2 separate regions of the Homo sapiens genome follow, and region 1 is linked to region 2. The links are chromatin loops, found by intact Hi-C in ENCODE. Cell type or tissue: psoas muscle. All regions are shown on one strand. Each heading gives the region's core, and the rest is flanking DNA. Links, peaks and the distances in the headings are about the cores only.

Region 1 (2,905 bases), core at 179-2,678, 89 kb before region 2:
GATACACAGAAACACAGATACAGAAACAGATACACAGAAACAGACACACACACAGAAACACAGATACACAAACACAGAAACGCACACAGATATACAGAAACACAGATACACACCCCACACACAGAAACACAGACACACACACAGATACATAGAAACACAGATACACACACAGGTACACACACAGATATACACACAGGTACATAAACACAGATACAGCAGCAGGAAGTCTCACCACGCTGCACCTCCTCAAGTATATACCACACCTTCACATACAGCAGCAGGAAGTCTCACCGCGCTGCACCTCCTGAAGTATGTACCACACCTTCACATACAGCAGCAGGAAGTCTCACCACACTGCACCTCCTGAAGTATGTACCACACCTTCACATACAGCAGCAGGAAGTCTCACCACGCTGCACCTCCTGAAGTATGTACCACACCTTCACATACAGCAGCAGGAAGTCTCACTACGCTGCACCTCCTGAAGTATATACCGCACCTCCTGAAGTATATACCACACCTTCACATACAGCAGCAGGAAGTCTCACCATGCTGCACCTCCGTATGTACCACACCTTCACATACAGCAGCAGGAAGTCTCACCACACTGCACCTCCTGAAGTATGTACTACATTACACCTTTACATACAGCAGCAGGAAGTGTGGGCACTGCCCATTTCTTCCTGGTCCCACCCCTCTCCAGCAGTTTCTGCAAACTGCATTAGAACAAGGGACAGCAAGCAATGGTCAGAGGCAAACAGAGAGCCCCTTCCCAAACTCAGGGATGAATGTGAGGGTGGAAAACACACTCTGTCCTATTTCACAGTACCCTGAGCCTACTCTACACACAGATAAGAACAAACACTTGTAACTTTATTCAGGTCACTAGTACACAGGGCGAAAGCCATGAGCCTATTGATGAGCTGTGGGACTTGACTAATGAAAGAACCATGAAGCCATGAAGTGGATGCCCACCGCCCCACCTTGCAGACCTGCGGACACAACGGGAGGTCATCTAGTCTGCCCAGGATATGGTGTCGTGGGCGCCAGCCTGGCCACAGGCCCTGTGCTCTTCCTCACCAAGCGGGACAGCTTCCCCCCAAAATGGAGGAAAACCCACCCTATCTGCACATCTAAGCAATGGATGGATGTTTCCCATGGGCAGCCGTGACCTTGAGTGACTGGTTTCAGAAGGCCCCAGGTGAGGAGGGCAGAGCTAGATGAACACTTTTCAAGCCTGACCATGGAGGCAAGTGCAGAGGGAGCCCAGGACCTTTGACTGACTGCCCAGATCCATGATCCATACAGGGGCCAACAGAATTCGGTCCCTAGGACCAGCCCAGCCTCCTCCCAATTCACACCCAACTGTGGGGACCAAGCCCTACCAGGCAGGCTAGAGAATGCCGGAACAAGGCTGAAGTTACCAACTTCTCACCAAACGTGAGCTCTGGGATTTTGCTTCCTTAAAAGAGCCAGGACAATCCATGGCAGTGCCACAGCCCAGGCCAGCAGCCGGGCCCCAACACATGCTGGGGAGAGTGTTTGCTGCTAGGACCATGTGCCCAGGGACACATGAGGATGCTGGACAAGGAGTGCTGTGGAGTGCACGGTTTTCAGTGCTCAGGCCCAAGAAGCTGCTGACAAATGGGAACGAACTGTGCTGGCTGGACAACAGTTAGTTAGTTGTTTTGGCCTCCTTTCATCTATCAGCAGTCACATGAGGGGAAAATTTAAGAGTCATTATAAAAAATACACGGTGACTAATATCTTTAAGAAGATCACGATGAAGATGTTACTGGGGAAAACTAAGATCCCTCAACATCATCAAAATGACAAAACGTTGCTTGCTTTTAAAAGTGGAAAAGCCTCCATTCCTCAGCGTGAACATGGACTCAAAGGCTCTGTTTAAATGCAGTTTCTGGTGAAGCCATCTGACACCCACACAGTGCAGGAAAGATCCAGCGTCCTATGTCCATGACAGTGATCCACACAGTTCTGTCTCTTCTGACTATATTTAAAAATACACATTTGGCGGCTTCACAAGTCTGCAGAAACCCAAAGTCAGGGTGACACTTGAGGCTGCACAGACATGGGAAGGGACCAGGCACCTCACCCTGGGCCGAAATCTGGCGGGAGGTGAAGACCTCTGAAGTGGAGACACCCCTGCTGCCAATCTCCCAGGAAAGGGGCGGGGCCTCTGGCAGGAAGAGCTGGACCTGAGGCCCTGGGTAGAGGTCTCTGACTCTCAAGCCCAGCGGTGGAGGCTCCTCCTGGGAGATGGCACTCAGGTGAAGGCAAGCCAGGAGCGAGGAGATGAGCCCTGAAAAGCCAACAGAGCAAGATGGGCCCTTCTGGCCAGATTTTGGGTATAAATCTTGGTGTTCCCATCCTTGTGGTCCTTCTCTAAGTGGAGGTGAGTGGCTCCTGCTGGTTTCTACCTGAACTGTAGGCATGGAGGCAAGGAGGTGGGGGGATGCTGGGTCTGGCAGTTACCAGTCATTGGATGGAGAAAAAAATCAAAAACACCCTAACAGCGTAGAGAAACAAGAGCAGAAAACACCTCGATCTGGTCCTACTCGAAGGACTTTGCAAATATTAATTAATTCACATCTCATGATAGCTCCAGGAGAGAAGCAATTTAAAGGTACATTTCACAGATGACGAAACTGAGGCACAGAGAGGTTCAAGAGCTTCCCCAGGTCCCAAGGTGGCGGGTGAAGGAGCTGGGTAGAAACTCAGGCACCTGGTCCTGCCCACAGGTGCAGGCGATGTGAATGCCCAGAATATGCCCAAGCTCCGAATAGGAGTCACTGCATTGCTTTCACCAGGGAGGTCAGACGTTTGAGCTGGTACAGGCGTTACCTGTCAGCAGAGCCAGCAAAGGACATGCAAAAAATGCATGGGG
Region 2 (2,905 bases), core at 228-2,727:
CTCTCAGGTTCTGTAATTTGCTAGAAGGGCTCACAAAACTCAGAAAAACACTTTACCATGTTGATGGGTTTATTGTAAAAGATGCAAATAAACAGTAACATGAAGGCAGGGTCTGGAGGGGTCCTGAGTGCAGGAGCCTCTGTGTCAGTACCACTGGGGTCAGCAGGTGCGGCTGAACATGCTGCTCCTCTCGTCTCTGCGTCCTGGTGACTGGCCCCATCCCGAGGCTATCCAGGGGTCCTGCCCTAAGTCACTTCATTAGCATAAACTCAGAAGCACATAAGAAGCTCCTCCTTAGGAATAACGAAAGGCTCGCTGGACACTCAGGAAGCTCCTGGGATCCTAAGAGCTCCCTGCCAGGAACGAGGACAAAGACCAGATAAGGCTTATTCTTCCACCACACAGAGATGCTGCTTGTTCTCGTTGTGTGCCACTGGGCCTGGCTAGTCTCATAACAACCTGTACATTCAAACCCCCAACACTGCCATGTTCACATCTTTGTAGAATGACATGGAAATGCTCGAAGGGAAAGCTGTTCTGAGGCGGCACTGGGTTAATAGGAAGTGCCTGCCTCTCGCGGAACAGGGCAGCCATGTGGAACTATCAGAAAACAGCAGGAGTGTCTCAAGCACAGGCGGCCTTGGAGGCGGCGGCACAGACATGGGTCTCAGTGCCGGACGCTAACCCCACATGTGGAGGCCCCGTGAGCCCCAGCCAGCTGGAAGCACGGCCACAGTCTCTTTAAGACAAGATCCCGGCCTGAGCCGTCCTTGGTCGTCCACCTGGACAGCATGACAGATGCCGCATCCCTCATTATGAAAGGCTGGGGCTCAGGGCAGCAGCCATGATCGAGAAGCCAAACACTAAAGGCGTTTTGCCAGAGGTGGCTGGTGGAACACAATCCTGGGGGTAAAGCAGTGGCGGTGAGTGCACTTTGCAGGCGCAGGGGCCACCAGGCCTGGGAAAGACAGCTTTGGAACGGACCTAAACAAAGCGTGGCCAGTGGGGCAAAGAACGTCTGTCACCAGGGTGAAATAGACAAGCTGCGGTACACAGCCAGCTGGAACGCATGACGGCATCCGTGAATGTGCACAGAATAGATTCTTAACGCTGTGTTTTTTCAGATATCATATTCCAGAGTGAGTTAAAATGAAATTAGTGATGAGAGGTGGAATTTCCATATTTATCTGCCTCTGGGCTGAAATTTCTCAGGCTGAGGAGAAAGCGGTGCTAAGAACCCAGCGTTTACAAGCAGGAAAATAATGAAGATGGGAAGCAAAGTACCACTTCCTCATCACACGCCTGCTGCAAGCAGGTTCCCCCTTATCTGTCTCCGCTTGAGAATCTATTTTTGGAAACCCTGCTGGACAGGGACGATCGTACTGAGTGTCCTCAAACAGCATTTAATCAGCGCTGGGGCTGCAGACCAGATGCACACTGAGAGGGAGGCCGAGGAGCACGGGTACCTCGTGTCCTCACCAGCACATGATGTGCCCCAGTGTGCTCAATGCACCCACAGTCAACTGCAGTGACCACATCACTCTTGCCAGGAGTCCCTTTCGCGCCGACAGGACCCAGCCTGAACTGAGCATTGTTTGAGACTCGGAGTCCGCCCATGGGAGGAACAGGACTAAGACAGACAGTGCTTTTGCTTTTCAGAATCCACCTTGCATCAGACGGGTAGGTATGTCTAACCAGAAACCCGGCCTTCTGGAGCCAAAGGAACCTCACTTTCACCCGGAGGGCCCAGGCCCCCCACTTCACACTTGGGGAAATGGCCTCAAGGGCTGTGCAGTTTCCTAGGATCACGGAGTGAGCACCAGCCGGAATCCAGTTCTGTCTCAATTAAACCAGCGGCTTGTCTGAAGCTGGACCTTGAGCAAACAGGTACCCACCAAGACCAGTGCCCTCCACCAAGGGTTTCACATCACAATACCGACACACAAGAAAGGAGGTTTCTTGAGCCAATAAAGAAAGTACATGAAAGCCCCACGCACAGGCTCCTGAACTGGGAGGGGAAGGGAGTGGGGAGAAAGTGTGGTTTCCACCCTTGGGACCTGCCTGGGAACACCTAGTCCTGCCCAGGTTGGGGTGAAAGGGTGTCTCTTGAAGGTTTCATTTGTCTTTCCCAGATGACCAATGACACTGACCATCTTCTTACATGTTTATTGGCTTTTTCACTGGCTGTTTTGGATTCATGTCTTTTTGACCTGTTTTTTGCCCCCAGTTGGGTTGTCTTTTTCTTATTGATTCAGAGGAATTCTTTACAAATTCTGAACATTAATCCTCTGTCAATTAAATGCTGCAGATATCCTCTCAAAGGTCCTATTTCTCAATCTTTCAAAGCTTCTGCTTTTATGTCAGGTTCAAGAAACTCTTCTCTTCCTGGAGGCTGCAGAGATATTTTAACATATTTTTACCCTGAAACTTTGCAGTGTTCCCTTTTATATGTAAGTCTCTCATCTACTGGCACTGATGTTTGTATACGCTATGAGACAGGGGTTTGGGGTATGTTTTCCTATGATAACAGCCAAATGTCCCCTCAGTGTTATTAAGAGGTCTTATCTTTCACCATGGATGGGCAACATTAGTTCCCTTATAAGCCAAATCTCAATCCTGTTGGCCAACTTGTTTTTGGTTTTGCCAATAATCACACTGTCTTAACCACCATAACTGTACAATAACTCTTAATATTGGCAAGGCAAAAAACCCTACTTTTTTCTTCCAGATCATCTTGGGCAAAATTGGCCTTTTACTCCGCCACATAAATTTTAAAATTAACTTGACAAGTTCCACCAAAAGAAAAGAAAAGAGAAAAAGAAAGAAAGAGAAGGAAGGAAGGAAGGAAGGAAGGAGAAAAAAAGAAAGAAAGAAAGAAGGAGAAAGAGAAAGAAAGAAAGAAAGA

The links. Peaks named below come from ENCODE experiments on the same cell type or tissue, not always from the same donor. Only the 100,000 strongest peaks of a DNase experiment are listed, where the experiment ranks them.
Region 1: a loop joins it to region 2, with 2.5 times the contacts of the local background. A loop is called at or near these places in 4 of 110 quality-filtered maps.

The regions. Positions count from the first base shown.
Region 1 is chr2:239,150,314-239,153,218 of GRCh38, forward strand. All of the region lies in intron 7 of HDAC4 (histone deacetylase 4), which reads right to left. Among named protein-coding and RNA genes, the nearest start is that of HDAC4-AS2, 42 kb to the right of the region's middle. In psoas muscle, for the core only: no CTCF peak of the experiment used is centred there; DNase peaks (open chromatin) are centred at 1,588 and 2,178; H3K27ac peaks cover 1,926 bases.
Region 2 is chr2:239,239,249-239,242,153 of GRCh38, forward strand. All of the region lies in intron 2 of HDAC4 (histone deacetylase 4), which reads right to left. Among named protein-coding and RNA genes, the nearest start is that of HDAC4-AS2, 47 kb to the left of the region's middle. In psoas muscle, for the core only: no CTCF peak of the experiment used is centred there; DNase peaks (open chromatin) are centred at 700, 1,022 and 1,473; H3K4me3 peaks cover 2,141 bases; H3K27ac peaks cover 2,500 bases.